2 separate regions of the Homo sapiens genome follow, and region 2 is linked to region 1. The links are chromatin contacts, found by Hi-C or POLR2A ChIA-PET in ENCODE. All regions are on one chromosome and are shown on one strand. The core of a region is the stretch at or near the end of the contact, and the rest is flanking DNA. Distances in the headings are between cores, read along the strand shown.

What was found. A loop is a pair of places that touch in the nucleus more often than their neighbours do. ChIA-PET counts read pairs that join two places held with the same protein, here RNA polymerase II (POLR2A). Pooled maps may share reads with other maps.
Region 2: a loop to region 1 is called in a map of natural killer cell, with 7 times the contacts of the local background. The contact joins two enhancer-like sites. A Hi-C loop is called at or near these places in 1 of 168 maps with a recorded cell type or tissue (natural killer cell) and 5 of 50 pooled maps. POLR2A ChIA-PET finds 5 or more read pairs at or near these places in 9 of 52 experiments (CD8-positive, alpha-beta memory T cell, MCF 10A, T-cell and 5 more).

What each region holds. Positions count from the first base shown.
Region 1 is chr15:85,540,497-85,545,932 of GRCh38, forward strand. AKAP13 (A-kinase anchoring protein 13) reads left to right here. Exons shown (of 37, transcript NM_007200.5): 5 at 3,276-3,459. Among named protein-coding and RNA genes, the nearest start is that of AKAP13, 160 kb to the left of the region's middle. Within about 2 kb of position 3,340, at least 23 of the 41 ENCODE cell types and tissues checked have a DNase peak (open chromatin) inside an H3K27ac peak, as active enhancers do; they include natural killer cell, where a contact is called at or near this core.
Region 2 is chr15:85,646,711-85,652,146 of GRCh38, forward strand. The region is part of intron 10 of AKAP13 (A-kinase anchoring protein 13); the gene reads left to right. It also overlaps the pseudogene RNU6-1280P. Among named protein-coding and RNA genes, the nearest start is that of LINC02883, 110 kb to the right of the region's middle. Within about 2 kb of position 2,846, at least 9 of the 41 ENCODE cell types and tissues checked have a DNase peak (open chromatin) inside an H3K27ac peak, as active enhancers do; they include natural killer cell, where a contact is called at or near this core.

The sequences.
Region 1 (5,436 bases), core at 2,090-4,589:
ACTGGGGACAAAGGACTCAGTTGACACTGTAGGAAAGGCCATTAGTGATCTAAAAAAATGAAGTTGAGTAACTCAGATTACAGAGGAGTACTGATGCAGAGAAAAGGGAACAGAGATTGATCCTAAATGATTGAGCTCTGCAGTTTAAACACAAAAGGAAGAAAGCAGTGATGGAAGCTTTCATGCTCTTAAAACAACACAGACTAAAGGAAACTAAATTCATATATTCGTTTATCCCTTTGCACCTTGGCCTCTTCTACAAACCTAATTCACATGACCCCTGAATCAAATAAAAATGTGTGAGAAATTAATGGGAGAATACCTAAAACTGGGGGTATATGCATGCGGTGGACTACTCAGCAGTAAAAGAGAATGTACTACTGCTACATGCAGCAATGTAGATGAATCTCAAACATGCTCATCGAAGAAGCCTTACACAAGAGTGTATATTCTATAATTTCATCTATATGGAGTTGTAGAACAGGCAAAACTAATGTAGGTGAAAAATTCAGAACAATGGTTAACTCTGAATGAGGAGGAGAGGATTAACTGGAAAGTGGCACAAAAGAACTTTTTTGGATATTGGTAATTTTCTATATGTTGGTACAGATTTGGGTTCACGTGTATATGCATTTGTCAAAATTTATCAAATGGGTATACTATACCATATGTATTTCATTGTATATAAATCACCTAAAATTGTAACTACATATTGAATGCTAGTTAATTATATGCATGCTGAAGTATTTTGGGGTGAAGTGGACTGATATCTTCAAGTTATTTTGAAATGCATAAAAATAAGGTGGATCGATGGGGAAATAGAAGGAAGAATCGTTGGATATATATGTGATAAGGCAAATATAGAAAAACATTAATTGTAGGATCTAGGTTGTTGAGTGAGTGTCTGGCTATTTGCTGTGTGATTCTTTGAACTATGTGTATGTTGGAAAAGTTAATAAAATGTTGGAAGAAAACATAAAAAGGTGCTTTTTAAACCACATTAGTTTAGCTTGCTTGTATGATTGCTTGTTTTTGTATTTGTGGTTTTATTTCCTAGCAAAAAGAAACAGGGTGGAGTAATGGAAAAGGTTTTTTGTTTGTTTGTTTGTTTAATGCAAGACAGAAGAACTTTTGATTTTAAATCCTGATCTGACTGTGGGCAAGCTATTAATTCTATGAATCTGCCTTCATTTGCACAATGAAGATAACCAGACCTCATAGGGTTACTGAGAAGATAGAATGGAAAAAGTTGACATAAACTGCCTAGCCCAGTGCATGGTGCATAGCACTACATTGTTTTCTCCTAATCTGTTATCCTCAGAAAGGGTCTACACAAAAGCAGATGTGGTACCAGTTGCTAAGACTTTCAGAAATTGAGAGAGGATGTAGTGCAGAAGTCAGGGCATCAGCTTCTGAGCAGGCGTGTGGCTGTAGTATTGGGATTTCTACTGAAATGCTGAGCTGACTCAGAACAAATAACAAATCAGAAGAGTGGTTGTGGGAGGGTGGTAAAGAGACAGCTGCTTCAAGGTTGGAAATAACTAGCCTCTAAAGAATCAGGTATTTCCTAGTTAGTGCCTCATTAGCTCTTTGTTCTTGATAAGGATGTCAGAACAACTGTAAGGCAAAAGTTAGATGGTGCTATTTGATCTTTTGTGAGGATTCTATTTGTCCTTTTGTCTGGCCTTGCCATCTGCGCAGAGGTGTTGATTATTAAAATTTGTACCTGCACATGTAGTTGTTGCTTCTGGGGCATAATCTTTCCAGCCATGTGCCTCTGGTTAAACACCCTTTAAATCCTGAATTGGTCTATGCATATACAGTTCTGTAGGGAAAATATACAATATGAAAAATTGTGCTTCCAAGGAAATTTACCTTGGAAATAGGGATACCAGACTAATACACAGATGACATTTGGAAACAGTGTAATTCAGTGTAAAATCACAGCTTCAAAAATCTGTTCATTCCTTTGTGATATTCACGTATAGAAGCATTTGAGGACTTCACAGTAAGGAGAAAACCACTGGGGTCCAAAAAGTCCGAGTGCTTAGTGAAGAAGTTTAGACCCGTGGGAGGCCATGAAGAAAGAGATGATAGCTAAGCTGAGGCAGGCACAACTTCAGGGTGCCATTCCCAGCTCCCTGGAGTTAAGTGTAGTACAGCCTTGTGGGGCTATATGTGGCATCCCTGCAAAGACCTCAGCTCCTGTCATCCTAGGTTGGGCACTGAGGACTGCTGAAGGAAGAGAGTATTGCTAGTGAACCTTGAATGTAATTTGATGTCCAAGAGGACAGTGAAGAGAGCCGGGAAACAGAGAGGAACTGGGATTTAATGAATGTCTACTACAGCCAGTCATAATACTAGCATTTCATCTACCTCTTCTCATTTGTTACACCTCTGTGAGTGAGGTGTTGGTATCTCACTTTAGGGATGAAGAAAGTGAAGTTCAGAGATGTTACATGAATCACGCTTGGTCACACAGATGGTAAATGCCAGATTCGAACCCTGATTTGTCTAACTACAAGCCCTTCCTCATTCTGTCACTTTCAGAGTGACTCACTTTACTAAGAGGGAGCCTTTATTTCAAGTTAAATAAACGTTTTCCTTTCTGCAGTTATTAGTGGATTGTCTTAGAGTTAGTCTTCCTTATTGTGCCAGGAGATGCATTTCTTCCTCTCATTAAACAAATAAATAAAGCTGGCAGTGCCAGAAATTTGATTTGCCCTTATTGTGTAGGAATAAAAAGACCCATGTGTACTGAACAAGCAGAACCTGTTTTTAGTGTTTAACTAGCCAACTCCTGTCTGGGTGTTCTTTTAAAAAGTAATTATACCATTTATGATACACCCATTTAAGTCCCAACAGCTATTCCCTCTTGGACCTCATGTTGTGGGGCTGCATTTGCTTCTGTTATTATTATTTGAGTAAAAGAACGTGTGTATGGGTCGCCTTTATATGCCTGCCTGTGAAATTGGTTGAACAAACACTGTGTATTAAGTCAGAATATAGAAATGTCCTGATTCTCTTTTGCAGGACTGTGTTCGATTGAAGATTTTGCTTCCTATACTTTCTATGCTTTTGTAGCTTTGTTTTGCCTTTACTTGAGGGCTGATTCTACCTGGCCACAATAAAGCTGTTCACACTGTATGTTGTAGCTTAACTTTACAATCTTAGGCACTTGGAGGCAGTGGTGTTTACATAACTTGTCTTTATGTTTGTTTGTTTTTTGTTTTTATATTTTCCTCACTTACGTTCATTTTCTCCCCCATTTACAGATGCTGGCCCGCGAGAGACATTGATGCATTTTGCTGTGCGGCTGGGACTGCTGAGGTTGACGTGGTTCCTGTTGCAGAAGCCAGGTGGCCGCGGAGCTCTCAGTATCCACAACCAGGAAGGGGCGACGCCTGTGAGCTTGGCCTTGGAGCGAGGCTATCACAAGCTGCACCAGCTTCTAACCGAGTAAGTGCTCCTTCTGCCTTATTTCCCTCCTCTCATCCCCAGCCCCACCCCCGATTCATAGGAGTACCACCCACTTGGCATCTCATTGTGTGTTTGCCGCAAATTAAAACCTCAGCTCTGTATCTTGCCTTCTGCTGGAGGTTTGTAAGCTTGCTCCTGCTAACCACTTCATTGTCTGAGAGAGAAACGTAAGTCGTGTTAACCATTTTCTCTCTCGTCTGCCTGCCTGCCTTCTTCAATTCTTATCTCTTATATTTTACTATTTTACTCAAAAGTCAGAATGAGCCTTGTCTGTGGAGGTAGCATAACATTACCAATGTATACAGTTTATCCTGGTTTAGTACAAGAGGAAACAGATTTCCTATATCATATATTTTTTTCTGGTATGTCTTTAAGACTTGAAAGAGTTAATTAGAAACCAGTACTTCCATATTATAATTGCATACAGAAAATATTGTAAACAATTAAGTTTTGGATTGAATGTAATTTCTGTGAATAAAATTTGAGAGCAGTGGTTTCTTCATATGAACAGCAATAAAAAGCAACTGAATTGTCCTGGAAATGTGCAGTAGGAAATCCTGTCTGTTTTTGGGCTCAATTATTATATGTCCTGACTCTTTAAAGAGTTCTCTAGAGGAAGGTTGTTAGTCAAAACATTTGAAGAGCGCTCTTTTATTCTTGTATAAATAAAGAAATAAACACACTAGAGCAGCCAAAAGTTTTTATTGGAATGTTTATATAAAGAAGTTTCAAGAATAGTTTCTGTTGTTTAATACATTTTTATTAGTTTTGTGGTTATCATCATTATCTTTTCCACCACATTATCTGAACAAGTATAAACCCATTGGATCTATGTTCTTTAGCAATTGAGGGACCTGTGCAAATTGAGTCAGTATTAGCAAATTCTCAGATATTTTGCTCATGCCAGATTTAATTTAGTTGTGCTTTATGTTTTACCATTTTTAACTGTGTATATAGTCTGGAAGGACCAAAAAGAGACCTCAGAATGTAGTGCTACTTACGGTTATGTAAACAGCTTTTTCTTGATTCACTTGCCAGGCTTATACCTTTCCCCATCACGCTAGACAGACAGTTCTTTGCAGAAAGCTTTCTGATGGGTGCTACAGATACAGTGGTGGTAGGAGGGGCACTTATCTCAAATGAGCTTTGGATACCTGAGCTCTCCTAAGACAGTATTCCAGGGAGTGATACATTCTACTCCTTCACACTTCCCATCTGGCCAATGATTGGATTCATTCTACGGTTAGCCTCATGGCCTCAGGAAGAGAGGCCTTGTTTCAGAAGTTGAAACAGTTAACTCTGCATAACTATTGTGAAGTTCAAATGCATTTCCTCTAAATTTGATTTTTGCTGGGAAGCAGAGTTGGTTAAGGACTGCCATCCAAATGGGGAAATAAAGTGATTACAACAGCTTCATTATATCCTTGGAGGGGATGTCACAAGACTGTTATTGCAGCACAGCTTTAAGGAAACTAGAGTGTGTTTGTTCTTTGACTTTTTTTTGCTTACTTTAAAAGTACTACTTCTGTTACATGTGGGAAAGCCACTTACCTCCTTTTGAAGGGAGATTGGTAAGGGAAAACCAACCTGAGAAATCACCAATAGAGGACCCTGATAGGAGAGGATGAGCACCTTGCTGCAGATCTAGCTCTTAACTTGAATTCTGGGATGTTACTGTTGTGAAGCTTAGAAAAAGTTCTGAGTCATAATTAGCGATTAAAAAATGGAAAGGGGGCGATTGTCCCAAATCACTCAGTGTGAGAGTGATTCTAGTAGAATTTGGTAGAATTTCAGTTGTTAAAGAATCAAGAATGATCATTTTGTTATTGGTTTTCTTTTCTCCTTTCCTTCCCCTTTCTTTTCCTATATACATAACGTAAAAATGGTTAAAATAGTAAATTTTAGGGACAGCATTCAGTAGCATTCAGTACCATCACAACACTCACAGAGTTACGT
Region 2 (5,436 bases), core at 1,596-4,095, 110 kb after region 1:
TCTAGCCTGCCTAATTGGAACTTTCTAGATCTCTGCAATAGAGCCCTTCCACATGAATCAGCTCACATTTGCATATAATTGGAGGCTGCCTAAGGGAGGTGGGGAATGGGGGTAGTTTGCTTTCTTTTGCTTATATTTGTTTCTAGTGGCAGCAAGTTCTGTTTTGCTCACCTGAGAAGAATAGAGGGCTTTCCCCACAGCAGAGATGGCAAATGCTACTCAATTATATGCCACAAGTGGTTTTCTTAATGGTAAGGAGGTGAAGAGGCGGAAACACTGTTGCATCTACCAACACGGTTCCTTCTAGTTTTATAATGAGCTCGGAGAAGTGGTGAGAGCAGTTGTGTTAGTGGGTGATTAGGTTGTCCAAGATGGTGAATGATGCTGTGTAGAAGTTACAAGAATAGGCCGGGTGTGGTGGCTCATGCATGTAATCCCAGCACTTTGGGAGGCCAAGGCGGGTAGATCACTTGAGGTCAGGAGTTCGAGACCAGCCTGGAAATGGTGAAAACCCGTCTCTACTAAAAATACAAAAAAATTAGCTGGGCATGGTGGCGCGTGCCTGTAACCTCAGCTACTCTGGAGGCTGAAGCAGGAGAATTGCTTGAACCCAGGAGGTGAAGGCTGAAGTGAGCTGAGATCACACCACTGCACTGCAGCCTGGGCAACAGGAGTGAAACTCCATCTCAAAAGTAAAAATAAAATAAAATAGAAGTTACAAGAAAAGAGACCTAAAGATTTGGGAATCAGGAGCATATCAGTGCCTCTGTGAATGTACCCTGTGTGCCTTCCTTTCATTTTTGGCCTTCCCTGACTTTTTTTTTTTTGAACTCATTGTCTTCCCAAGGTCTTTGGAAAGACTTATTTAATATGATGCAAACTTAAGGATTTCTATCATTGTCACTCATAGTGACTTGACAAAAAATTCTATGAAGTAAAAACTCCACATTTAGGACCGGGCGCAATGGCTCACGCCTGTAATCCCAGTACTTTGGGAGGCTGAGGCGGGCTGATCATGAGGTCAGGAGATCGAGACCATCCTGGCTAACACGGTGAAACCCCATCTCTACTAAAAATAGTGGTGGCGGGCACCTGTAGTCCCAGCTACTCGGGAGGCTGAGGCAGGAGAATGGCGTGAACCCGGGAGGCGGAGCTTGCAGTGAGCCGAGATTGTGCCACTGCACTCCAGCCTGGGCGACAGAGCGAGACTCCATCTCAAAAAAACAAAAAACAAAACAAAAAAAACTCCACATTTAGAAGATCTGCCTTTCTCTTTACTTAGGAAAAGAGAAATCAATAGTTTTATGTTATTTTATTTTTTTTTTAATAATATCAGAATTTAGGTAATTTCCACTGCGACTTTCGAGGTTTTAATTGTAAGGAATTCTGTTCCCCGCAAGGGGAATACCATTCTGAAGATATGTGTCGCTAAAAACATACTGAGATAAACAGATTAGATAGTATCTCTAAGTTCCAGCTTTAAAATGGGATCATTGATAATCATTGAAACTAGGTCATGGATATACAGAGATTTGTTAAACATTTATATATGTTTGAAAATTTTAACGTAAAAAGTTTTTTAAAAATGGAAGTGTCTTTGTTAAGAAATACTTCCTTGCAACCTCCTAGGTGCATGACAGCTTGTGCCTGGATGTTACCATCTCTGCAGACTCAGAGTTACTTCTGGTCACTTAATTGAATGGTTTTCTTAGCTAAGGAGAATTAGAATTTTCTATATTTCGCCGTCTTATTTTCCCAGAACCATTTACAAAATTGCTCATATAAATGGCCTGTGCTAGATTTGGAAGATTTTTTTTTTCAAGAATATTAGACATATAATTTTTAAAAGTTGAAGGAGGCCAGGCGTGGTGGATCTTAGCATTTTGGGAGGCTAAGGCAGGAGGATCACTTGAGTCAAGGAGTTTGAGATCAGCCTGGGCCAATATAATGGGACCTTGTCTCTACAAAAAATACCAAAATTAGCCAGACATGGTGGTGCACACCTGTGGTCCCAGCTATTCAGGAGGCTGAGGTGGGAAGATCACTTAAGTGTAGGAGGTTAACGCTGCAGTGAGCCGTGATGGCACCACTGCACTCCAGCCTGGGCGACAGAGCAAGACCCTGTCTCAAAAATAAATAAATAAATAACACCTACATTTTATACTAGACTGCTTAGGGAAAACCAGAAATGGTAGCTTCACTTTCACCTCCTCATGCATGCTTGAGAATGTCTGCATGGCCTGAGAAGAGATGGGGAGGATTTTTCTCTTAGTGTTTTTGCTGTACCAAAGTAGCCTGTGACCAGGAGAGGCTTTGCAATAAATGTTTGCTCTAGCATTAATAAAACCAAGGGCTGACTTACAAAAAGGAGAGAGACTAATATTGACAGGATACTTACTGTACAGTAGGTACTGAACTAAATTTTTAAAATATTTGATCTCAATTTGTCTGCCCAGCAACCCTGACAAGTGGGTGGTTTTATGCTCTTGAGGAAATAGAGGCACTGATAGGTAAAGAAATGTATCCAGAATTACTTAGTGGGTGAGCAGCCAACTTGAGGTTTGCATCTAGGCCTGACTCTAAAATCTGTTCATTTTTTATTTTACTCTCAACCTCCCCAAACCTGCTCTAATAGCCAGTGATTAAATAAAAGCGTGGCACTGGCAGATAGGCCATCAGCTGCTTCCTTAAAAGTCTTCCTCAGTGGTCACCCCCAGAGTGTGCTATGCAAAATATCAGAATGTCTTGCAGTTTGTTCCCAGGTTCTAACCCTCTTCTCCATCTCTAAAAAATAATCTGTAGGCGAGACATTGCAACATCTTTTTCTGTGAACCATGAGTGGTACATGAGGTCACTTCCTGCAGCCATTTGTGTCTCTGGCCTCACAGAGGTCTTTAACAGCCCGTAACGTTTGTCGTGACCTTTTCACCTTAACCCTGTCTTTCCATTCAGTATGCCTCCTGGTAAATGACTCTTTAGTGAGTGTTATGAGCTTCACGTTTATTCTCATGAATATGTGTGGGTTCCTAAGGTCTTTAATCAATAGCATAAAATTTAGATTTTATTTTTAAAGTGAAAAGAAATCCTAGGATTCTTTTTGGCACTAGCTAAGAGAGAAAGTACGATTATAAAATATACATGATCTAGGCCACTCTACTATCCAAAAGGATAATTAAAGTCTACAGGAAATATTAATAGTTGCTGCCTGTCTTCCCAAAGAGAGGTAAATCAAGGTCCTTCCATGTTATTTTTCTTCCCCAGGTTAGCAGATGTATCTACAATTGATTTAAAAAAATCAGAATGACTTATATAAGATACAAAACCTAAAGGGAACATCCTTCTTTCATGTGTTGTAGTTTTTCTCAGGTCCTTGATCCCCAAGCCAAAAAATTACTTAAAAAAAAACAATAAACCTTTTTGAGATAAAAATAAATGTAAGCCAGGCATGCTGGTTCACACTTGTAATCCCAACACTTCGGGAGGCTGAAGTGGGAGGACTGCTTGAGTCCAGGAGATTGACACCAGCCTGGGCAACATAGTGAGAACCTGTCTCCAGTAAAAAATTTAAAAATTAGCCAGGCATGGTGGCACACGTCTGTAGTCCCAGCTACTTGGGAGGCAGAGGCGAGAGGATCACTTGAGCCTTGAAGTTCAAGGCTGCAATGAGCTGTGATTGTGCAACTGCACTCCAGCCTGGGCAACAGAGGGAGATGCTGTCTTAAAAATAAATAAAAGTAAATGTATTTACAGAATCCTAATTAAGAAAATGACAATTGCGGCTGGGCGTGGTGGCTCATGCCTTTGAGAGGCCGAGGCAGGCGGATCACTGGAGGTCAGGAGTTCGAGACCAGCCTGGCCAACATGGTGAAACCCCATCTCTATTAAAAATACAAAAATTAGCTGGGCGTGGTGGCAGGCGCCTGTAATCCCAGCTACTCAGGAGGCTGAGGCAGGAGAATCATTCGAACCTGGGAGGTGGAGGTTGCAGTGAGCTGAGATTGTGCCACCATACTCCAGCCTGGGCAACAGAGTGAGACTCCATCTCAAAAAAAAAAAAAAAAAAAAAAAAAAAAAAAAAAACAACAAAAACTGCAATTGCCTGTGCACAAGTGCTGAAATTATTAAAAACTTAAAACTGTGAACCAGTGGTAATGCTTGTAATCAGGTACTTTTCTTAAAATATTGAACATAAATGGATTAAATGGTTGGCATGTGTTAGGTGTTTAAAATGTGAGCCATTATTTTCCAAGGCACATAGTAGAGTGCCTTGTGTATCATTACAAATAATAATAATAAATGTTTGGGAATAAATGGAGATTAAAGGACTAGTATTTTGGCAATATTAAGCATGATTTCTTCAAGTATAGTAATAAGATATAAAGTATGCAGCAGTTTTGTAATTTTATGTTTATAATGTTTATACCTCTGTATATACTTACGTATCCATACCTGTATAATGTAACTCTGGCTAAGAAAGCCAATCAGGCATTTTTCCCAACATTTTATTAAGAATATATTGAGGCATATAGAAAATTTGGAGAATTGTACAGTGAACACCCGTATACCCACTACTTAGATCCTACAATTAACTTTTAATTGTATTTGCTCTATTATGTAACTATATATCTGTCCATCCTTCTGTCCACCCAGTTTGCCTGAATTCTTTGAGGCAAGTTACAAATATCGATATACTTCACCTCTGAACACTTAGAATTCAGTATTTGTTTATAGGTTGGTTGGGTTTTTCGGTGAAGTTTACATACAGTGAAATGTACAATCTTGAGGGTACCAGTCAGTGACTTTTTAAAAAAAAATTTAATGACTGCTTCACGAATGTGTGCATCATCCTTGCACAGAGGCCATGCTAATCGTCTGTGCATTGTTCCGATTTTAGTGTATGTGCTACTGAAGTGAGCACCCATCAGTGACTTTTGATAGAAGCCTTCATTCACGTTTGTACGCAGCCTGCAGCAGGGTACAGACTATAAGCATCACTTTGGAGTTGCCTCATGTCTCTTCTCAGTCGGTCTCCATTCACACCCTCTCAAGGCAACAGCTGTCTTAACTGTTTTCCCACCGCAGATTAGTTTTCTGTTTCAGAACTTCGTATAAATGGAATCTAAATAATATCATTTCTCTTGAGAAATACCTAGGATTCGAATTCTTAGATTATATGGTAGGTATAGGTTTAGTTTGCTAAGAAACGGATCTTTTCCCAAGCGGTTGTACCATTTTACATTTTCACCAGTGATGTTTTGTTTTCCTTTTTCAAGTAATAACCACCAATTCATAGTAAGAGCTGCATACTGCAGTAAAAATAATGAGTATAAGAATATTATTCTGTGTGAACTTTATTCTTACCAGATATGCAAGACTGTAGAAATCATGTAGTTTCAGTGAGATCAGAGTTAAAAGCACATATTAGGAAGAAAGGCT